Regions from separate parts of the Mus musculus genome. Here region 1 is linked to region 2. Evidence: chromatin loops called from intact Hi-C (ENCODE). Cell type or tissue: left cerebral cortex. All regions are shown on one strand. Each heading gives the region's core, and the rest is flanking DNA. Links, peaks and the distances in the headings are about the cores only.

What was found. A loop is a pair of places that touch in the nucleus more often than their neighbours do. Peaks named below come from ENCODE experiments on the same cell type or tissue, not always from the same donor. Only the 100,000 strongest peaks of a DNase experiment are listed, where the experiment ranks them.
Region 1: a loop joins it to region 2, with 2.3 times the contacts of the local background. A loop is called at or near these places in 5 of 42 quality-filtered maps.

What each region holds. Positions count from the first base shown.
Region 1 is chr7:49,534,071-49,546,005 of GRCm38, forward strand. It overlaps Nav2 (neuron navigator 2), which reads left to right. Exons shown (of 39, transcript NM_175272.3): 12 at 1,824-1,962; 13 at 11,730-11,935. Among named protein-coding and RNA genes, the nearest start is that of Gm32694, 19 kb to the right of the region's middle. In left cerebral cortex, for the core only: no CTCF peak of the experiment used is centred there; a DNase peak (open chromatin) is centred at 6,345; H3K27ac peaks cover 1,314 bases.
Region 2 is chr7:49,477,522-49,489,456 of GRCm38, forward strand. All of the region lies in intron 10 of Nav2 (neuron navigator 2), which reads left to right. Among named protein-coding and RNA genes, the nearest start is that of Gm51447, 45 kb to the left of the region's middle. In left cerebral cortex, for the core only: a CTCF peak has its summit at 6,697 (motif pointing right); a DNase peak (open chromatin) is centred at 7,115; H3K27ac peaks cover 1,581 bases.

The DNA of each region.
Region 1 (11,935 bases), core at 2,270-10,269, 56 kb after region 2:
TTCTGTTCTCTATGTGCACATCAACTTCACGGCTCTCCTGTGTTCTGTGCAAAGCTCCGGGCTGACTTTTGAAAGCTAGGTGGGCATGCTGAGCAACTAAACTGAAAGCAGGCTTTCCTAGAGGCCCTTCTCTTCCCTGCCCAGCAGAACTCATCAGAGGCCAATGCTTTGCAAGCTAGGGGAATGAACTACAACGTCTTTTGAGTTGTGCGCATGTGTGCAAACGTGCCTGCCAGTGAGTGTGCGAGTGTGCATATAGGAGAGACTCTTAGTTTTTTTTTTTTTTATCTCAGTCACCTGACACCTTGAAGGCTTTCAGCAGTAGTCACCGTGGAAGACCACATGGGCCAGTAATCTGGCTAAGTCATGGCCCGAGTATCAGTCCTGTCCTTCCTGCCTTGGATGACCTTGAACCAGGTTCTGGGCCTCCTGGGGGAAATGGATTGTATTGTATTTGGTGTGCTCAGAGAATGTTTAGGGGGAAGCTGTCTGGTTGTCACAGAGAAGAGTGTGACACTGGAGTCAAGATGACTGGATTCTGGCCCACTCACGTCTCTCTAGCTGACCACCTTGCTGAGCCTTAGTTCTCTGGCTGTACAGTAGGGAAGCAGTGTTACTCACTGTTGCCATGGGCTGATCTAGAACAGCGTCACGTCCATGTCGGCGGCTTACTTTATGGAGTTTTCAATTCATCGAGTACCTATTAAACACTTTCTGTATACCTACCATCCCACAAACAAGTAAGAATAATATACCATATTGTGGTAATGGAACACAGTGGCTTGCTAGATAACGGATGGCATCTCTGAAGTAATGACACATTCACTGAGATAAGATAAGATTGCAGGGACAACCAATGAAAGCCTCCCTGCTGAAGACAAATAGTCCTGGCTTAGAAGGGACAGAAGCTCTTATGGTCAGAGGCAAGTGCACAGTGGAGATGGGGCTGCAAGATAGGATTGGAGAGGGACAGCAGATACCACTGGGGGAGGGCAGGAGCGCCAGCTAGAGACATTAAGGAAAGGAGTGGCCAGGCCCAGGGGACGTTATAGGTTACTCAGGCTGCCATGGGAGGGTGGCTGAGTGGAAATCACAGAGTAGGGAAGGATGAGCTGGCCCGTGTGTAGTGACCCAGGCAGAGCACCATAAACTGTGGGGTGTGACAGGCTACACTGCCCATGGACGGGACATTTTGCAAAGAGCAGTGGTAAGACCAGATGCTGGGTTGAATGTGGTGGGGTTGGGAGGTAGCAGACAGTGACAGGAACCCAAGGATGGAAGATCCTTGCCAGGTTGGAAGCAGGAAGGGGTTGAGTTCTGCTTGTCTGAAGCTTGGGAAGGGAAGTCGTGCTTTGGGTAGACTTACAAAGGCAGACATAGTGCTAGGATGGGCTGATCTCTGGAGACACTCTCCTGCTTAGGTGTTTGTCCAGGGCGCTCACACAGCAGCTCTCCTGCTCCACTCCCACTCCTCCCACAAAGAGACTGCATTGAATTTTGCCCATCATTCAGATCCTGCCCTGCCAGTCTGGCCTTGCCCCCATCCCTGGGGGAGGAGTGATTACCTTGAGCAGGGAAGAGGGAAGGGACTAGACCAAGGACGGTCTGTAGCCTCTGCTCATGAATCCACCCACTCCGGAGAAATGGGACCAGCCCCTTCACTCAGGTGGCCCCCGTAGCTGAGGCCCATCCGAGTGGGAGCCCTCTGGAAGACATTCGGTCACAAGCCGGGCCTTTCCCTAGTCCAGTTTATCTGCCTGAGTTGTCAGGCTGCGTTAGGATGTGGAGAGGCTCCGTGGCTCAGGATGTTTTTGTCTTGGCAGCTGGGATGACAGCAGCTCCGTCAGCAGCGGCATCAGCGACACCATAGACAACCTCAGCACGGATGACATCAACACCAGCTCCTCCATCAGCTCCTACGCCAACACGCCTGCCTCCTCCCGGAGAAACCTGGATGTTCAGGTAAGGGACGAGAGAGGCCTTCCCAGGCTCCTCCAGCCTCCCCGCTAGCCAGCTCAAGCTTGGCCTTGCTGATCAGAGAATTCCCATGCTGATGAGGAGAGGTCCAGCCCCTAACATCCAGTCTCTGTCCCCTCACTGCAGGGAAAGAAGGCTAGGGAGTGGGCAGTACAGATGGGCAAAGGAACTTATACTCTCACTGGTTTGGTGTGAAGAGACCATTTTTTCTCCTTGGACCTCGGTTTCAGCTTGTTTCTAAGTGAACAAGCAGGGGTCAGAAATCTATGTGTGGGTGGGCATCCGTACTGTCATTGCTGCAGAGGCAGACCCAGGCGGATCCCTAGGGCTCACAGCCAGACCAGTGTAGCCTAGAGAGCAAGCACCAGGGCTATGAGCGTCCCTGTCTCAAACAAAACAAAATGGCAAGCAGCACTTGAGAAATGATACTCAAGGGTGTCTTGTAGCCTACACATGTGTGCTCACGCTTGTTCACACACACCTGTGCCCTTAGCATGTGTGCTCAAGTATCTACACATACACACATACCTTTTTAAAATTGAAGCTAATAAGCACAGGGCAGTTGGTTCCCCTAATGTGGTTCCAGCAACATGTATCTCCTTTCTGTCCCATGAGCCATTGCTGTCTGTGAGCTCAGGTCTGTCTCTAGGGAGTGTAGCCAAGGTTTAAGATTGAGAACTGCCAGCTGAGGCAGCTGTGGCAGCTGTGACAGCTGTGGCTCCCATCCCTTGCTACTGTGTGATACTCTTGTTAGAAATAGCTTTCTGTCTTTGTTTTTTAGTCAGGCTCTCCTGCTCTTTTATCCTAATGCTACATTCTGAATGCTGGAGTGACCTGTGTGACTCACACCTTGCTTTATGCAGTACTGGGGATCTAACCTAGGACTTTCCCTCATGCTAGGAGACCTTTCTACCCACGGAGCCACATCCCTTCTTCTTTTTGTTTTTTTGAGGAGGTGGGGGGATTAGGGTTTTGGTTTGGTTTTGATTTTTGTTTAGTTTTTGGTGTTTTGTTTTGTTTTGTGGATTCATCGATAAGAGTTTAATCACCAATCTGCCTCTGCGAGACATATTACCCTTGGTGAGTATGTAGCCAGATTTTACATGCAGTCAGTCACTAACTTCATTTGGTCTAAATAAAGTATAAAGGTCAGTGGTTTATGTTTTTGCTTTAAAACAAAGATTTAGAAGTAAAGTGGTCAGCTGGGTATGGTGGCCCAAACATTTAATTCCAGGACTCAGAAGGCAGAGGTAGGCTGATCTCTCTGAATTCGAAGCCAGACTGGTCTACAGAGTGAGTCCCAGGACACCAGGGCTACACAGAGAAACCCTGCCTCAAAAACAAAACAAAACAAACAAAAACAATATAACAAAAAAGAAAAGAAAAAGCTGGCTATGGTGACATAGGTGTGTCATCTCAGCAAGCAAGAAGCTGAGGCAGGAAGATTGATTGCCATGAGTCCGAGGGCCAGAGTGGCTCAAGTAGAAAACAAAATACTCCAAAACTTTAGATCATTTGAGTCAAAACCCCTAGAAACTTGCCAGTGAAAACTAAGCTCGTCCTTGGTGGTGGAGGCTCAGCTCTTTAATCCCAAAGAGACACTGTCTCAGAAAAAAAGGAAGGGAGGGAGGGAGGGAGGGAGGGAGGGAGGGAGGGAGGAAGGAAGGAAGGAAGGAAGGAAGGAAGGAAGGAAGGAAGGAACCCAGCAAACAGGTTGCAAGAGCATCTTTTGCTAAACAGAGATAATACTCAATGTGCAGTGGCCAGTACCCCTAGGCTTCTACGCATGTCCAGGAATCCAGTTTTCCCCCTCACCACCCCCACCCCCACCCACCCCGCCCTCGAAGAAGCTTGCAGGTATTCTAGCACTGCAGGACGTGTGTCTCTGCCCTCTTAATACAGCTCTCCCAGAAACCCTGAAACCAGCAGCCAGACTTCTGTTTAGTTTTTGAGAAAGTTTTAATGGGATCCAGGGTGGCCTAGAATCCTCTTGTTTCACCCTTAGAAGTATTGATCTCTCATGTATGCACGGCCACATCTAGCTTTAATATTTTAAGAATTGTATTCTGCAGCCGGGCAGTGGTGGCACACACCTTTAATCCCAGCACTAAGGAGGCAGGGGCAGGTGGATTTCTGAGTTCGAGACCAACCTGGTCTATAGAGTAAGTTCCAGGACAGCCAGGGCTACACAGAGAAACTCTGTCTTGAAAAACCAAAAAAAAAAAAAAAAAAAAAAAAAGAAAAGAAAAGAAAGAAAGAAAAGAAAAGAAAAGAATTGTATTTTGTACATGAAAACATATACCTAGCTCCCCGGGGGTGGGGTAGGGGTGGGGGTGGAGGGTCAGACGCTATTTCTTTGCAGGAGCAAGTTCCTTTGTACAGGTGACTCATGAATGGTGTGTAACAGTGGCCACCAGCCGGCTGTATTACTCCAGGATTTTACATTTCAGATACAGCTCAGTTCATATGGACTCACTGTATTCCTGGGAGCCTGGACTTGACTCTGTAAGCCCATTTTATTGCAGGCCAAGTATGGTGTCCTCGTGGCTTGCTGCCAGCACAAGGTCAACTGTGGCAGTTCCGGCATGGGTGAACCATTTGGTCCCTCCCTCCCGTGGGGCCTGATGTTTTAGGTGAACTGCTGAGATGGCCTGGGATTACTACCACCTAACTACCAGGCCTGCCCTTTCTCTTCTCTCCCATTCTCCCCACAGCCTCTTCTTCCTCCATTGGTTTTTACTCTGTACAGATAGGGGCCATGTTGGAAGCCTCTGTTTCAAAAGAGTCTCTTCTTTGAGGATAGGGCTAAAGAAAAGCTGTGTTGGCAGTGTGGGGGTTAATTCTGTCCTACAGAAATGTAGCTGCAGACTACCCGGGCACATGTTTTAGGCATTGCTTTTGGGATTACCTGTTACATCTTGCACTCTTATTTTAGCCAAAAATTGCAGTGTGTGTGTGTGTGTGTGTGTGTGTGTGTGTGTGTGTTGTTGTTGTTGTTGTTGTTGTTACCCAGACAATAAACAGTGGTCACTTAAGATTTCGGGGGAAGCACTTTGTGTCCTGGTCCTGGTGGTAGTTGTGTATGCTGATTTTCTGGATTTTTTTCAAGCTGTGCATGTAATATTCAGTACCTTATAAGAATAGGACACTTATGAGGTTGAGAGATGGCTCATTGGCTAAGAACACGTGTGACTCTTAGAGAGGATCCAAGTTCAGGTCCTAGCACCCATGTTGTGTGGCTCATACTGCCTTTAAGTCTTAATTGCAGGGGACTCCGCACCCTATCCTAGGCTCTGTAGTCATAGGCACACACACACTAAAAAGAAAACTTTTTTAAAAAACAATATGACATCTACAGAGTGACTGCTTTCCTGACCCATACAAAACCCTGCGTTGGATTCCCAGCAGCAGCACATTGATAGTGTGCGGTGACCTGCGTTTGTAATCTCAGCACTTGGGAGATGGAGGCAGGAAGATCAGTAGCATCCGCCTTGTTACATAATGAGTTTCAGGCCAGCTGGGGCGCTAGGATATATGAAACCTTACCTCAGAATTACACATGCACACTCTTTGAGTGCACATAGCACCTAAATAAATAATTGTATTTTCAAAACAAACTCGAAGCCATACTCGCTGAGAACGATCACTGATTGGTGTTTAGACACAAGTTAGGAACCCTTAGCCAGCCTAGGTCCCTGCTACCTATTGCATACTAAACGTCTGAAGGGAAGCAGGGGGACCTGGGACACCAGTCAGAAAACCCTCCTATCTGCTTCCTTTTCACAGGCTGGTGTTTGTCCGCAGATCTTACTGATGCCAAATATCTGAGCTTGGTGCAGGCAAAGACCTTCCCTTTTGAGCAGCACTTTTCTCTCTCCTCACAGATGTCACAGGGCGAAGTGTGAAGGCTACTACCCAGATATCTTAGACAAGATTAGAAGTAATTTTGTGGGACACGAAGGGTTCACTATTCAGTGGGCCTATTACTGGTTCTCTTACAGATCCACCCAAGTTTAAAACATGAAAATACGAGCTGAAGTGGGTCTGGGTAGCAGAAATGCTGGCTACAGCAGAAGGTACCTAGATGCCTATTGTCAGGATGCTTCCAAATGGACTTTCGTGACATTCTCTTTGTTCCTGTCCAGGGAGCATCTCAAAATATTAGATTCCACATTCCGGCAGCCTTGCGCCTCCTCCCCCACAGGCTGGCAGGGATGCTAAGGGCCATTACCCCTCTTTGAGTGGATGGAGCTCGGAAGATGCGCCCGCACCCTCCCACTCCTTGGTGCGTGCATCAGGGGTCTTGTCACACAATGCTTTACCCTGGGCGAGTGAGTGGGCTACACTCAGGCGGGACACACAAGACAAGAGAGGGCTTGGCGTTCCCCCAGGAAACACTGTCTGCCTGGCCCCACATCTGAGGAGAAGGGGACTTTCTTTTTCTGGAAAGCACAAGGAGCAACCTGGTGTGCTGATGGAAAGAGAAGGCAGAGGAGGTGTGGATCACTGGGGGAGTAAACCTTCCTTTAGGGGACTCTGTCTCCTCTGAGACGCTGAGAGACATTGAAGATGCCCCACAAGGTTTTCATGGCCTGTTTATGTGTATCCTGATCCCCTGCACTCATGGCTCAGTGTTAGAGACAAAAGTCCTCTGAATGAGACCTGAGCCCCTCCGCATGACTTCTAGGAGAGCTGGTGAGTCCAACAGTGGCATCAGAGAGGAGGGTGACATTGAAGTCAAGTGTTCTGGGGTTGAGTTTTTCACTATGTGACATCCTGGGATGATGGTCCAGTCAGATCCTTAGAGCCTTTGTCATCTCATCCACAAAATAATAGCCTCTAGACCCGCATGGGAGGTATGTCAGCCGCGGGTCAATTCTGGGCACGATTTTCCCAGAGCCCCAGGTGCTGAGCTGCTCAGAGGTCTTATTCTCTGCACCTTAACTGCCCCTTTCTCTGTCTCCCTCTTGCACCTGTAATGGTAGCACAAAGGGTAGCACGCTGTTGTGTGTTTTGCTTGTAGTTCCAGAGCTGCCTGCCTTCCGTTCTGCAGCATCTTGGTCTCCAGGCACTGTGTTGGTGCACAGAGTTTGAACAAGCACACATATGCCTGCTGTGCATTCATCTATATGTTCGGGCCATGGCCACTCAGTCTTCCACGCTTTGTGGGAGACACTAATCCAGGTGCTAGGGGTGGTGAGCTGCCTATGTCAACATCATCTTTCATTTTAGTGCCTAAAGTTTTTGTTGTTGTTTTGCTTTGTTTTTAAACAAAATTCAGAGTGGGTTTAAAAAAAACTATACAACTGTCAGTTTATTTATTTATCTCTAAAGGCAACAAAGTTATGGCTAACGTAGCCGGGATTGCTGTCTTGTGTGTCCCAGGCTATCACGATGGCAGGCTCAATTTAGCTGGAGACAGGCAGGCTGCTATATTCCAACCTCCCTCGGAGCCACTGCTCCTGACTCCGGGCCCATTACTTCTCCTTAAACCTGTGCTTTCATAGAAGCTGTGCCCAGTAGGAATAACAGTGCAACCTCAGGGGATGAGCTGAAAGTGTTTGAGAGTCATTAATGTCTAGGGACACAAGTTACAGGTGACGTTGCTGTAATTCTTTACATTTGTATGGGCTCCAACTTAAAGCCCCTGCAGCATCTAGGCCCGCAAAGGGATTCAGTGTCTAGAGACTTGAGCAGCTAAAACCTTGTTCAACTTCTGCAAGACAGAGATGGGGTAAATGCTGAAGACACAGCAGGGTGCCGGGATGCTCAGAGCTGGGGAGTTTGGCAAGAGAGCCGCTGTTTATGGAATTCCTCCATACTTAGCTCTTAAGTTCACCACTGGCTCTCTATTCAATGGTCTATTCAATTCCAACCTGCTTGACAGCCAGTGTAACAGTTTTGGAGATGGGAGGGAACGCAAGATCTTACACAGCAATGCATGACAGCAGCCAATGCTGGAATTCAAGCCCACTGGGCTACAAAGCCAGTGTCCTTATTCTTTTGGATCAGACTTCCCTTTCCGGGAACAGGGCCCTCTACTCCAAGGTCCATTCTGGCTTGTTTGCCCCACCTCTGCCCCCCCCCCCCCCCCCGACTTGCCTGTTTATGACCAAGGAGACTTCCAAAAGAACTGGTAAGAAAAGCTCCAGTGGGAGTTAGGACCACCAGTGTGCTGACCTGCTGGCCTTCCTGTTGCAAGCTCTGGGAACAGAAAAACAGATTCCATCCATTTTAACTTCCAAGAGATACCACCAGTGGTCACACATGGCTCAGGGAGGATTTGCTAAGGACGTGTGAGTGCTAGCCTGTCAAGATGTCCCAGGCAGATACCCAGCTGCAGAAGACTGTTGGAAGAGCTCTCACCCTGCACCAAGTTATCGGGTGTGATAGATAGTTGGAGGAATGTTCCATCAGAGAAGAAAAGGCCAAGCCATGGTCCCAATCTGGGGACATGTGTACTCTCTGTTATTGATAAAGATGGGAGTCTGTTCTAGGAGGCCTGGTGCCAGGGCCAGGCTAAGCCTACTCTATGCCTGGGTTTAAAACAGCCAGAACGTCTGTAGGAGAATCTGCTAGGTGTAGGTATCTTTAGTAGGTAACCCGAGACATGTAGAAGGTTATCTCTTTGAGCTTATAGTCAAAATTTACACAGTACTACAGTGGTTAAATTATTAGCTTAGCAACTAGACTAGTAAAATACCCATAATGCCTTCCTCACTATATGAGTTTGGGTAAGTTTCTCTTCTACTAAGGCCTCAGTATTCTGTTACTTCCTTGTGAGTTTTTGCTGAGGAATAAATTGAATTATATTCTCTTTCTCCCTGTCTCTGTCCCTGTCTCCCCATCTGTCCCTGTCTCTCATCTCAATCCCCAGGGTCTCGTGTAGCCCAGGCTGACCTCAAACTCCCTAGTCAATGATGACCTAGAACTTCTGATCCATCTGTCTCTGTGTCCAGAATCCTGAGATTCCAGACACTTGCCACTGTGTTGGATTTCTGTAGCATTAGTGATGGGGAATGCAGGCATCATGCATGCTAGGCAAGCACACAGTAGGCTGAGCAATATTCCCAGCCTGATGTATATATTTTCTAAATATATATACATATATATGTGTGTGTGTATGTATATGTATATATATATATTGTGTGTATATACACACATATACATACATACATACATACATACATACATACATTTATTGTAACCAGACATGGTGATGGTACACATTTTTATTTCTCCCACTTGGGGATGCAGAGGTAGGTAGATCTCTATGAGGCTGAGGCCAGCCCATTCTTCATGGAGTGGCCAACCAGGGCTACATAATGAGACCCTGCCTCAAAACAAAAGAAAACAAAAAATAGAAAGAGAGAAAAGAAAAGAAAAACAGAAAAGTGTTATTTTATTCTCTGTGTGTATGCTCATCCCATGGCAGGTGTCAGAGCACAGCTTGTGAGCCATTGTCTTCCACCGTAATGTGGGTTGCAGGAGTTGAACCTAAGCCATTAGTACCTTTCCCTTGTCCAACAATCTCACAGGCCCCTGGTGCACATATTTTTTTTTAAGTTTTTTATTTTAAAGATTTATTTTATTTATATGAGTACACTGTAGCTGTCATCAGACACATCAGAAGAGGGCATCGGATCCCATTACAGATGGTTGTGAGCTACCATGTGGTTGCTGGGAATTGAACTCAGGAACTTTGGAAGAGCAGTCAGTGCTCTTACCCACTGAGCCATCTCTCCAGCCCTCTGGTGCACATATTTAACAAAACAAAACAAAGCAAGGTAACTTGTACCTGGAGCACTGGAGCACACAGTGAGCTGTAGGTTTCAGCGCCACTGTTATTAACTGCATTACAGTGTAACGTGGAAAAGAGGTCTATGGGCATGGAAAAACAACGCAGTGGTCCAGTCTGTAAGAGGTGCTACAGCCCCAGTGCATCTTAGAACATATTTATATGTGTTGGGACATGTTCCCATGTAAGGTCCATGAGACAGAGGCTTTGAAATGTCTTTGAAGTATTCACAGAACAGACAGCTCCCCTGGTTCATGGTGGCACCTGAGAAATATTAGTCAGATGGATGCTTCCAAAGTCTCTTCTTTCTGCCTAAGGCCTTTTCACATGCAGTTTCTGCTCACTGACATGGTCCTCTCTAGATGCTCCTCATACTAAATTTGCCTCATTCTTTAGGGTCCTTCTAGAAGTTTCTGTCTGGCCACCACTTCCCACATCACCCTTGCAATCTAAACTAGGTCAATGTCTGTATATCTCTCTCCAAGGCCACGTTCCCTTCCCTTATGGTGTCTGTCACATCTCACAGCTGTGCATTTTATTATGCCTTTGCATCCCATGGTTGCTTCTCTCAATGACTGCCAGTTCCACAAAGCATGGAGACTAATCTTCCAGGTTCTGAGACCCTATGTGATGCCTGGCAAACCATGGACATTGAGTTCATTTTGATTCAGTGAGGCCAGAAGGAACTAGAAGAAGAAAACCAGGCTGAGGTCAGCTTTCAAATTAAGAAGACAGTAGCATTGTGTGTCTCCTGACTGGCTTTGACCAGCCAGTGCCTGTGTCATAGCCTGCAGTGTGTATGTAGTAGCTATGCATTGCTTGGTTCCCAAACCTTAGTGCATATGTGCTCTGCACACAGATATGGGACCTTCCCTCTGGCCCTCACATGGCTGAGTTTTTTAGTTGTTCCTTCCTCATGTCCCATCTCTGGTCCTTTGTACATAGCTGCAGCTCGATGTGTGTTTTAGGGAGGACCAAGCAAGTGCAAGCACCACCAGGAGGCTGTAATGGATGGAGGTTGAATAGGGGCTTCCTGTCTACACTGGGCTCTCCTCCACTCAGCCCTCTATAGGAAGGAGTTTGTCCTGTTGGGTAGCATGGCCTCAGGCCAGGCCTTGCCCAGTTCACGTGCATTTCTCGCCTTGCCTGCCTGGCCCCTTCTAGGCAGCTCATCTAGGGGGCTCGTGTCCAACCCAAAAGCACTGCTGACTTACTTCCCCTTTCTTGTTCATACACAGCTTCTCCCTTTCAGTCCCCTCCCCCAGCCTCAAGGCCCCCAGGCCCCAGAGCATTCCTCTCCCTTTGTGTCCTTCGGCCCTGCAGTTCATTAACTGCACACTCCTATCTCTTCCTGGGCTTCGTGGCCAGCAGGTCAGGCTCTTCCAAAGAGTGTTGTCTAATTATCTTACTTGTCTGAGAACGCAGGCTGGCATCACGGGGAGCAAAAGCTCAGAGACGAAGCTGGGCGGGAGTGAGCCCAGTTGCTGTTGCCAGTTGAATGTTTCCCAGATCTGAGGAGTTTGCAGGCTTGCTTGCTCCCTTGCTTGGGTGTGTTAGACTGTCTGCAGAGCTAGATGCAAAGTTCTCCCTGCCAGTGGAACGACAGGAAGATTGGGAACAAAGGGAAGGGGACAGGCTGGTGCTGGTGGGGATTTAATCAGGGCTAGAGGTGGCTGTCTGCAAGTGGCAGAGTCAATGGCCCCTTTCTTATCACCTCTCCCTCTACTCTGCTTGCTTTCCTCCTGGGGCCCTTGGCCTCCTCTTCCCCCCAGACCTTTTGCTCTCTTTTTCTCCTCCATTAGTCTTTCCTTACAGGGGAAAAAAAAAAGTAGAGGTTGCTGTGACTTTCTCACAAAGTAAGCAGATGTCCGAGGTGTCGAAAGTCCTTAAGTAGTCCCCGTATTGTCTCGGCGTGCATGGGTGAGCTCTAATTCAGCATGTGTCCTGTCCACAGACTGACGCTGAGAAGCACTCACAGGTGGAGAGGAATTCCCTATGGTCTGGTGACGACATCAAGAAATCAGATGGAGGCTCAGACAGTGGTGTGAAGATGGAGCCGGGCTCCAAGTGGAGGCGGAATCCTTCAGACATGTCTGATGAGTCGGACAAAAGTGTGTCTGGCAAGAAGAATCCAGTCCTCTCACAGACAGGCTCATGGCG
Region 2 (11,935 bases), core at 2,605-10,604:
CAAAGGTGATTCTTCTAAGAAAATATTTAACCCAGGCCTGTTAAAATAAACACAACATCAGACAGGCCTCTTTCCTGCTCTGGCAGCTGATCTGACCATGAGGGGAGTAGAGATTTTGTTTATTCATTTTGAGACAGAGTTTCATGCATCCCAGACTGGTCAGGAACTTGCCATGTAGCTGAGCGTGACCTTGGACTTCTCATCCTCATGTTTGCACCTCCCTGGTGCTAAGATCGCAGGTATATGCCAATAACATGCCCACTTACGTGGTGCTAGTCTCTACTAAGCAAGCACTCTACCATCTGAGTCAGATCCCAAGCCCCAGGATGAAGGGTTCAGAGGAGCAATGGACTACGGCTACTGAGACCTTCTGTAAGCTTATTACCCACAAAGCAGTCATTATACCTCTTGAGTATAGTGAAGGCAGGGGCTGAAAAGCTATTAAAGGTTATAGCATCAAACCCACTTTCTGAGTGGCTTACGGAATTTGGCTCCACCCCCACACCCTCGGCCACGTTTAAATGGTACTGTCAGCTTATCTTGTTTGTGAAAGTATTGCATTGGAGCAAGTTAAAGAGTGGAAAGAAAACCCATCAGCGACCCCCATCCCTTAGCCTGTGTGTCACAGCTGTTACGACTACAGCTCCTGCTGCGTTTATTTAAGGCAAATTATGTGTTCTGGAGGCCCCTGGTATTAGCCTCATTTCCTCTCCCAGACTGTACTTTCCCTCAGCCTGCCCAGCATTGCACCCGACTGCTGTTGGTCCTCTCCACTATTGGCTACTGTTTATCAAAGGAGATGGCTAGTTTGCTTTTGTGCTTGGTCACCTGGCTTCTAAATTACTCCTGGCTTCATCCTTGCACCCCCATGGCTCCAGCTATATAGGAAGAGACATGTCCACTTACAAGTCTGCATCACGTCGGTCCCTTCTAAGGATATACCAGTGCCAATCATCCTGGTAAAGGGGACATTCCGCCCCCCCCCCCCCGAGTGCTGCCAATGCTCTAGCGTGCTCAGCTTATGTGGTACTGGGAATGGAACCCAGATCCTTTGCAAATGCAGTAAGCGTTCTTAACCGCTGAGCTATCTTTGCAGACTCTGTAATATGCGCTTATAAAATTTTAGTATTGTATATGTCAGTGTGGGTATGTGTGAGTACATGCTCACTAACTTCTTCAACCCAAGGCTTCCCTGCTGATACTTCCAAGATGTCTCTTGAGGGACCCCCCCCCCCGCCCCCTCCTCTAAAAAGCCCCCTCTGGTATTTATCTCTGTGTTTACCCTTGTTGAGCCCCATATGCAAGCAGTTGTGAAGTCAAAGACCTGGAGTCCTGTGTCCCCAGCCTGCAGGCTGGCACCTACCCCACAACAGAAGCTGCCTGAAGTTTTTGTTGAAAAGAATGCCATAGCCTTAAACAGGAGCCTCCTTCAGAACAAATACCTACATGTAGCGCTCCTGTAGCCAGGCCTTTCTTCAGCCCTCCCCTCTCCCAGGAACCCCCAGAAATCTGGCCATTTTTAACCTGGTGAGTCAGCCTGCAGAAGTGATGTATCTCAGTTACAAGCCAGTCTCCCTCACTGCCTGTTCTCAGGATACCTTGGCATTTCTCTCAGTTGCAGGCTTGATAAAGGCTAGGTGAAACTGTGTGAACCTCAAGCGCGGTGCCAGACACTCGCTTCCTGGTGTCAGGCAGGCAAAGGCAGTTCCCCTGGCCTGTCTTCTGAAGCCAGAAGAGCAGGAAACACTGGCTGTCTGATCCCACCCTCAAAGGCTCCACTCATCTTCTAGAGAGAACATAGAATCCTCAGAGCCAGCCTACGTGTTTCTGGCAGTAATGTAAAAAGAACTTGTGTTACGTGCGGAGCAGATCGGAGACTTTGGAGCAACAGGTATAGCCATCCCAGAAGCTTAGCCACTACATCTTAGTGTGTTGGATGTGCTTGCAGGGAGAACCTGGTGTGGACAGGAATGTATGTGCTTATAGAAGACAGAGGACAGCTTTTGGGTGTCCTATTTTCTACCTGGTGTGAGACAGGGTCCCTTGGTTGCTGTGCTACCCAGCTAGCTAGCTAGTCCCGGGAGCATCTAGAGCGTTTCCTGTCTCTACCTCCCACTCCCCACAGTGTGGTACTGGGATTCCAGCTGCTCACCTTTGGAAGTCCAGCTTTTATGTGGATCTGTAGGGTCAGAACTCACGTCCTTAGGCTTCACCCACTGAACCATTTCCCCAGCTCAGGAAGGACTCTTCTGACAGTGCAGAGACTGTGATACTCCTGTGGCTACCACATGTTGTCTGCTGCGCTCTGAGGTCATTCCTCAGCCATGACCTCACCAAACATAGAGATCTCCAGCAGGTAGACGGTTCCAGGGCCAGGAGATCTCTCAGTCTAAACCTCTAGTTAACTGATATTTCAGAAGGGACTTGAGGTTCTGAAACAATTTCTACCAAACCCTGACCTGAGGTTGAGGGCACAGCTGGATCAGCTTCACCCTAGGGCCTATTAATATGGATGATATTGCCTCTCGCCACAGAGGAGTCCAGGACCAGTTACTGAAGATTTATGTTTTAAATTATAATGACACTTTTTCTTTCTTTTTTTTTTTTAAGATTTATTTATTTTATTTATGTGAGTACACTATTGCTGTCTTCACACACACCAGAAGAGGGCAGTGGATACCATTACAGGTGGTTGTGAGCCACCATGTGGTTGCTGGGAATTGAACTCAGGTCCTCTGGAAGAGCAGTCAGTGCTCCTAACTGCTGAGCCATCTCTCCAACCCTATCATGCATGACACTTGTCACATCATGACAACTAATTCTTAGGGAAACTGAGGCCCATCTTGCTGATTTCAGGATTTAAGGTGGCATCTCTGATAGGTTCTTCCCAGGGTAGAGTTACCAACATGCTTGTTTTAATTGCATGTATGTAAAAACAGTGACCAGGAGAACCCCCGGGAGCCTTTTTTTTTTAAGTGTTGGATTATATTCTATGATACTAGTCTAGAGGATATGGGATTGTTTTCTTATTCTTTAAATTCGATTTATGTGTAAAGATGTTTTGTCTGTATATGTGTCTGAGCCTAATGCCTGCAGAGACCACAAGAAGGTACTGGGTCCGCTGGGACTCTATGGGTGCTGGAAATTGAACCTGGGTCCTCTGGAAGAGTAGCTAGCGCTCTTAACCACTGAGCCATCCTTCCGGCCTCTGTACACGTGACTTTTGCAGAGCTAAAAAACAAAACAGAACACAGAAGAGCTCACATGAAGATAGGTATCAGTTATCTGTCAATGAAATGGGCTTGTGAGTGGCAAACATGTACCACATTAATATAGAATATTGACATAGATCAGACTTTGAAGGGAGGAAGGAGCTAGGAAACTCAATGATTATTGTACAACTTTCTTACAAACCCTTAAATGCTCTGAAAAATCAAGGTATTTAAAAATAAAGTAAAATTTAGTTTGAACTCTGCTAAGGACAGCCTACAGCCAAGAAGCCATGGCCCTGGAAAGTGTATTTTTCTCCGAATCCCTGGTGATTTAAGTTCATCTATGTTGCGAGACTTCCTGGGTATCAGTGCGTCTCTGTTCAGCATGTTTGATGCCAAGAAAGAGCTCAAAGGGGCTTTGTCTAGAGAGCAGTCTCCTGTGTGCTCGGATGCGTCTCATCTTTCACAGGGTGAACAGAAAGCTTCCTGCTGGTGCTAGAAATATTTGCTGCAATCCACACTAACAGTTGAACCACAATAAAGAGAATTCAGTCAAGACAAAATCCCAGATACAGGGGCGGGGATGGGGGTCGGGGCTGCTTGCCCATTTTTCCAAAGCTGCCGGTGTTTCTTCAGAGGGATGTGCAGTAGTTCCCATTTTAAACAAGAGTTCTCATGGATCACGATGAAGATTTTACACATGCTCATTTATTTAGATAGGAGGTGCTAAGGACACTGGTTGGACTTCTTGGCTCTCTGTCCACCCAAGGATGCATTTCATTAGCATAGTTATAGCATTTCAAAAATTAAAACTCTTGGGCCAGAGAAATGGCTTTGTCCCATAAGCATGAGCTCAGTCCCCAGATTCATGGATGTAAGGAAGAGAGGAGCTGGGGTGATGGCTCAGTAGTTAAGAGCACACGTTCCTCTAGCAGAGGACCCAGGTTCAATTTCCAGCCTCATATGGCAACACACAACCATCTCTAACTTCACTTCCAGGGGTTCCAGTGCTCTCTCCTGGCCCTGAGAGATACCAGGCATACATGTGATGCTCACGTAGTCATGAAGGCAAAGAAGCCACGCACATAATCTGGCCTACACACACACACACACACACACACACACACACACACACACACTAATAGAAGAAGAAGAAACTTCAGATTATTTTCTTTGTATTGTATATGGCATTATACCTGTTCTTGTGTGTGTATATGTGAGTTTTTAACTCTGTTTGTGCTTGTGGATGTGTGCACATGTGTGTAGAGCCAGAAGTTGACACTAGGTATATTCCTTTGCTGGTATCCACCTTTCTTTTCCTTTATTTTAATGAGATTGGGTGTGCCAGTTAGTCAGTCTTATGTCAATTTGACACACAAACTAGAGTTATCTGAAAGGAGGGCATCTTGGTTGAGAAGATACCACAATAAGAACCCAGATGGAAGGTGTTTGCTTAATTAGTGATTAATGGGGAAGGGCCCTGCCCATTGTGGGTGGTGCCATACCTGGGTAGGTGGTCCTGGGCTCTGTAACAAAGCAGGCTGAGCAAGCCAGGGAAGCAGCACCCCTCCATGGCCTCTGCATCAGGTACCGCCTCCAAATTCCTGCCCTGTTTGAATTCCTGTCCTGATTTTCTTCGATGATAAGCAGCAATGTGGAAGGGTAAGCCGAATAAACCCTTTCCTCCCCAACTTATTTTTGGTGGTGGTGTTTTGTCTCAGCAATAGAAACCCTAAGATGTAGGCTATCACGGTGTAGGCCCTGATTGGCCTGGGCCTTTCAATCTAGATCAAGCCAGCCTACAGTTCACGGAGATCCATTTGCCTCCCCTGTGTTTGGATTAAAGGCATCCACCAACACCCATGACCGCTTCCGTTTTTAAGACAGGGTCTCTCACTGGACCTGGAACTTACTGATTCACTTAGGCTGGTGGGCCGATGAGATCCAGGGATCTGCCTTACTCTACCTGCCACCCCCAGTACTGGATTTACAGAGTCCACTCTCCTACTTACTGCTTTTATACAAGTCCTGGGAATCTTAACTCGGGTCCTGATACTTGTTAATAGAAAGTCTGTCATCTATTGAGCCATCTCTTAGATGACCCTCAACACCACCACCTCCAATTGAAATTCTTATAGCACATCTATCTATATAGGATAAGCTAAACTGAAGTCCTCTGGAAATTAGTGTTCCATGGACTTTTATTAAAATATGGAGCAGCTCTTGCCCAGCAGTGGTTGGTTGTGGTTGCATGCTTTTAATCCCAGCACTTGGGAGGCAGAAGCAGGTGGATCTCTGAGTTAGAGGCCAGCCTGATCTACAGAGTGAGTTCCAGGACAGCCAGGGCTACACAGAGAAACCCTGTCTATGTATGTATGAATGAATGAATGAATGAATGAATGAGTGAGTGAATGAGGAGCATCCCACTGCTTTTTACAGAAGATGCACAGACCAGGGTATCACATTTTAGAACTGTGCAGACATCTCCCCTCTTGGATCCATCACTCTGCAAGGAGCGTGGTAAGGATAAAACAGTGAAAAGATGAGTCAGAGTCACCTGGGTGCTGAAATCAGAGGATCAAGGGAATAACAATGCTGCCAGGTACCACTGCTGAATCCCACCCCACCCCACCTCCTGCCCCTACCTTACCACCTCCCCCACCCACCTGCTGTGAGTCTCAAAGTGGGGAAGCCATTGCCCTGCTGAAGGAATAGCACAGCCACTCAGCAAGTCATACTGTACCTTGGAGGCCTGAGAGCCAGTGCCACTGATTGCAAATGTGTAAAAATGGCCTTCTAGATTCAAAGAAATCTGACTTTCAGAGTTTCCGCTTTTAGGTAGTGGCCTCAAAACTACTCTTGGTTGAATTTGTCTTTAAGGCTTTATGTGTAGGGCCAAAGAGATGGCTCAGCATTTAAGAGTACTGGCTGCTCTTCCAGAAGTCCTGAGTTCAATTCCCAGACATCACATAGTGGCTCACAGCCATCTATCTGTAAATGGGGTCAGATATCCTCTTCTGTCATGGAGGTCTACATGCAAATAGAGCACTCGTGTATTTAAAAGATGTTATTTGCAGTGTTACTGAAATATTGCATATGTCATAAAATACCTGTCCCACCCCCACCCCAAAGCCATAAGAATTCAAAGGGTTTGATGTCTCCCACAATGGTGCACAGCCATAACCTAGAACCCAAGAGCTGAAGGCAGGAGGATCTCAAATTTGGGACCAGCCTGGGCTACAAAGTGACACCCCAGTCTAGAAATATACAAGCAACAGAGGCATGCCAAGAAGTAGATATAACAGAGGGACTATGTTTCTTTGTCTGCAGTCCTCTACCTCCCATACCTACTCCCGCTCACCCCTACCCACCCCCCACCTATCCCCTACTGGGCAGAAATCACTGCTTTTGTTGTTGGGTGTTTGAGTCAGCAGGGAAGCTAGCTGAAGCAGTAAGGTCCGACTTGAGCCACCTGGGCAACCGCCAGAGGGTGCTGAGCCTGCTAGCTTGTAAGAAGTTTAATTTGTTGCAAACCCCACATCCCAACGAATACCCTGTGTTTGCCTACAGCGTGCTCTCTTCTGTGCTTAATTCTGTGATACCTGGTTGGGGTCTGGATCCTGCGACCCTGTGATTGCACCTCCACTCCAGCCTGTCTTTCTCTCCCCCACCCTGCTCTCTGTGCTCCTGCGGCCTGCTCAGGCTCCATCTGATTAGCTTGGCAACCTCTTTCAAGTGCTCCCTGGAGGGCCAGGCTCTGTTGACAAGGGCCAGCCAGAGTAGGCTGCAGACCTCCTGGGTTCACTTGTACTGTGGCTGCCCGCCCGCTGGCCTGCCTGCTGCCTGCCTGCCTGCTTCTCTCCATCCAGAGAACTTTTCATCCAAGCCAGGATTGAGATGGATGTGAATTGCAGAAAAGCCAGGGAAGGAGCTCGTGTGCTTTGAGCTGAGAACCTCCCCCAGCGGAACAGTTCACAGTTCTCAAGGTCTGTTTGCTGGGGTTATGTTCCCGGTGCTCAGAGCTGAGGCGGCTTAATATGGCTACAGGTAGCTGGATGGGGAAGCTAGGGATGTAAGTAGAACTCTACATCCTCCTGGAAGGAGAAAGGTTGGAAACCTGGTGAGGTCCTGAGGAGCTAGCAGCCCCCAGGGACAGCAGAAAGCGGCACAGAAAGGTAGGAAATGTGTCCTATATCCCTCAGCCCTAGGAGGGGTTGGGAGGGTTCCAGCAAACGGCTGAGGAGAGGGTGGGTGTGTGCCCAAGGATTGCCTATAAAGGCGCAGAATGAAAGCTGGGAGCTTTCCTACCTGCCCCTGCCCTTGTGTGTGTGTGTGTGTGTGTGTGTGTATGTGTGTGAGTGTGGGTGTGTTGCCCAGTTGGGGTCATTTGTAATTCTAGTCCTGTCACCACAGGGAAACTTGAGCTCTGACCCTGTATTTTCTCCAGAAACTGCTGTTGGTTTTGTTTTCTTTTATGTCAGCCTAGGGGACCCATCAACAGGAAGTGATACATTTTAGTATCTTTGACTGGGATGGCTTTTATTTCCTTGAAAATAAGAATATTCTGTGGGGAGGGTAGTAGAGACACTGAGAGGATGACACTGTTTGCTGAGTGACATGTGTCACGCTCTGTCAGTGTGCCACACTAAAACTCCAGGGCAGATGGGACCTGAAAGAAAAAAAAAATGAGTGTCGCCATTTTAATATCAGCACAGAAAAATTGGCCTCGTTTTTTTTTGTGATCTCATTTTTGCATTTCATATGCATCATCTTAAATCAGACACAGCAGCTGCCCCACCCGCCTTTGGTAAAGACCCGGCGCCTTCAAAGGGATTAGGCAGCTCTGCTAGGCTGGCATTCAGCTTGTCCCTCTGTGACCCAGAGGGAGGTTTAGCCATCTAACTTCTAAGAGGCCCTAAGCTAAAAGGATCTTTTTACAGGTTTGTCCAGAAACTCAATTTACATCCTAATAAACTCAGAGAATCAATGTCACGCTGGGCTGTAACCCTGCAGCGTGCCTTGAAGAGCACGTGTTGTTTAGCTGCTAAAATGTGGTGGTCTGGGGCTATCAGCCCCCCTCCTGCTCCCTCCCAGCTTTATGCAACACCATAACTGTTGATGTACGTGCTGGTGTATTTATGTTGATATTGGCAAGGGATCTCACCTATGCCCATTTGCCTATGTTCACTTCTAAACTAAAGCTGTGTCCAAAAACTTGCAGACAGGCTGATAAAGTCTTTGAAGAAAAGTAATCGCCAGGCCCGATGTGCTTTTCCGCCTCCCGTTCCTGCTTTCATTTCTTGCAGCAGAGAGCTATTTCCTTTTCACTGCATGCGCGTGCTGCTCTAAGTGCACTAGAGTGAGTCCTTCCTTACCTGTGGTTCCTTCCCCACCCCCACCTACCCCTACCCCCAGCCCCCAGCCCCACCTCCAGCTCCATCCACAACAGTGACGTCTTTCCAAGTGAAAGACCCCCCCAGCTGAGGCAGGCTAGGTAGAACTGTGAACTTGGAAGGTACAAGGACATGTCACATCCAGCCAGTTTCACTGGGCTCTGTGGTATTACCTCACTGCACTTAGGAAGGGAAAGGATCTCTTTACCCAGTCTTCGATTCTGTCTAGTGTTTGTTCCAATGGACGCTGTGGGGTTCCTTAGCTAGTGTGAGTCTGAGGCCAGCCTGATCTACAGAGTATGTTTCAGTACAGCCATGGCTACACAGAGACACCCTGTCTCAAAGAAACAAAACAAAACAAAACAAAACAAAACAAAACAAAACAAAACAACAACAACAAAACCAAAGGGGAAAAAGGAGGGAAGGAAGGGAGGGAGGGAGGGAGGGAGGGAGGGAGGGAGGGAGGGAGGGAGGGAGGGGAAGGAAGGAAGGAAGGAAGATAGGAAGGAAGGAAGGAAGGAAGGAAGGAAGGAAGGAAGGAAGGAAGGAAGGAAGGAAGGAAGAAGGTGTCTTGTGGCTGGCACATGGCCTTTGCAATGGGGATACGAGGTCCACCCTGCAGGTTTGCTCATTCCCTAGAAGTCAAGGTGATTCAGCCAGCATGAGAACTGGTGTTAGGGAAAAGTCTGTAGCAAAATATATTGGTGAGAAAAAAAAATGCTCATCAAAAAAGCATTTGGTGTATGAGGAGCAGAAGAGAAGGCCCAGAGGTGTGTATACTGCTCTCCCAAGGGACCAGAGTTTGGTTCCCGTGAAACCTACATCAGGACGTTCACAGCATCCTTGATGCTAGCTCAAGAGGGTCTTCTGTCACCTGCACACATGGGCACATATCCACACACAGTCATACATGTATAGACATCGTTAAAAACATAAATGAATAGGGGGCTAGAGAGGTGGTTCTGGCTGCTCTTCCAGAGGATCTTCATTTGATTCCCAGAAGCCTCATGGTGGCTCACGAACATCTGTAACTCCAGTCCCGAGGGACTCAGCACCATCTTGTGTTCTTCCTGGACATCAGACATGCGTGTGATGCGCATATAGATAGATAGATAGATAGATAGATAGATAGATAGATAGATAGATAGATAGATAGATAGACAGATAGATAGATAGATATATCACAAAACACCCATGCACATAAAATGAATAAAAAACTTAAAACTATAAATATGTCTTGTTAAAAATAGGGTATGGGATGATGGCAGCATGGAAAATCCAGTGTGCTCTTTGAAACTGAAGTGGGGCCTGGTACTTGGCCGCTCTCAGCCACATCTGCATCCCTGCCCTTTGTCTCGGTTCCCTCCCATGCAGTTGACTCTCCTCCCTTTTCACTGGTGTTCCAACCACAACAAACCCCTTCCTTCCCTTGGCTTACCTCTTCCATTTCCCCTTCCTGCTTCTGTGCTATGGTTTCATGTGCCTGGATGGACTTTGTTTTCATTAGCAACCCCCCAGTGTCACCTGTAGGACCAGCTTCTCCAGCACTCTGACACCTGCAGCTGCTGTACCCTACCTCAGCCTCTTAAACCTTCATGTTACACCCCTCAGTTTGGAGAGTAGAACTATTTGCCTAATTCCCAATAATTGTGAGTTTCAGCAGCAGAACCTGGGTTTGTCATCTCTCTAGCCCTAGGCTGGCACAGAGCCTAGTGCTTGTATTGTGTCCAGGAGATCATATAACCATTGTCCTAGGATTTGGACACTTGGGAACAGCATCTATATTAATTATGAGATGGCCCTGTTCTTGAAGTCTTGGGGAGCTTTGGAAGGGTTCAGAAGCAAAGACCCTTGACTACTGTCACTGCAGAACTCGGGTAGGCAATGTGGGAATTGTTCAGTAGCCTTTGGTGTAGGCAGGAACCCATGTGGCAGATACAAAGGTACCACAGCTCCTCATTGGATAACAGTGATAATTGTTTGTGTCCCCAAGGAGAAGGCAGGTGTGGTGCTGGGGCCCTGGGACTCAGCCCTGGATCAGCTGTCTCCTTAGCTCGTAACCTTGAGCAAGTCACTTCATGTCCCCACCCCATTTGAGCCTCAGCTAGAGCTGCAAAAGATGAGATGACCTTCCCCGCTGTCTCCCTAAGCCCTCAGAGCATGAGTTCGTTGACAACTCTGAGCCTTGCCCAGGGTTTCGGATGGATATACCAGGGACTGCTTCTTCAGAGAGCCAGGCGCTCACGTGGGGTTGGCTTTGCAGAGGCAGAAACTAGAAATGCATGCAGAGGAACAGCAATGGCCCTGTGGATAAAGGCACTTGCTGCATAAAGGAGGGAAGGGGCTCCATAGAGTAGTCCTCTGACCTCTGCACAGCATGTGCATATCACACACACACACACACGTCATATTCATACATACACACTAATAAAATAATAAAACCTTAAAATTCTTTTTTTTCATGTCATGCATGTGGTGTTTGTGTGGGTGGGTGTGAATGTAGGTCACAGACTATAGGCTGTCTGTCCCAGCATCCCACCCCTCCCTCAGCAGGGGTGAGGGGTGGAGGGCTGCCATCTCCTTGCCCAGGTGCAGGTCATTGCCCAACCGTATGTATTGTTTCACCAGCAATAAAAATCCAGCAGGGAATGAGCACTGCTAAAATTAGTTTGTTTGTCCTTTGACAAGATCTCCCCAGTTGGGAAAAAAAATTGTGTTTATCTAACTGGCAGGGTGACTTTGCTGAGATCAAGATTAACAGCCCTGGTTAATGGGACATGAAGTTGTACTTTGAAGAGCTCCCCTGCTCTCTCAGCAAGAACACTTTCTAAATGTTCAGCCTTCAACAGATGCTGTGCCTTGGGTGGAGGTGTTTGCCCCTCTGTCGCTACTTGGATACAAGTCAGCCACTCTGCTATTCCCTGGCTTGCTACATGTGGTACACAGACAGACAGATGGACGGATCCTAGGTACAGTGACAGGCAGACATTCATCTTAAGGTGTCCATTTTACTACCGTTTAAGCTGGCAGGAAGAAAGTCTATGATCAACATGGTCTCAGTTTGTGTCTGCTAAGCCCTCTGTGGTTGTTAGTCTGCGCTTCATTCCTTTATGTGTTCACTAAGCCAGGCAAAGAAATAGTTAACATATGTGTAGAAGTAGGATGAGCTAGGAATATGGATTTGAACAAAATAATAGACCCCGCGTTCAAGAAGCTCATCGCCTTCTGAGAAAAAGGCATTAAAAGGCGGTTATGCAAATGGTTGTTTAACAACGGCTGTGATCGTTTCTTATTTTAATTGTCATTAATATATAATTCAAGTACCATGCT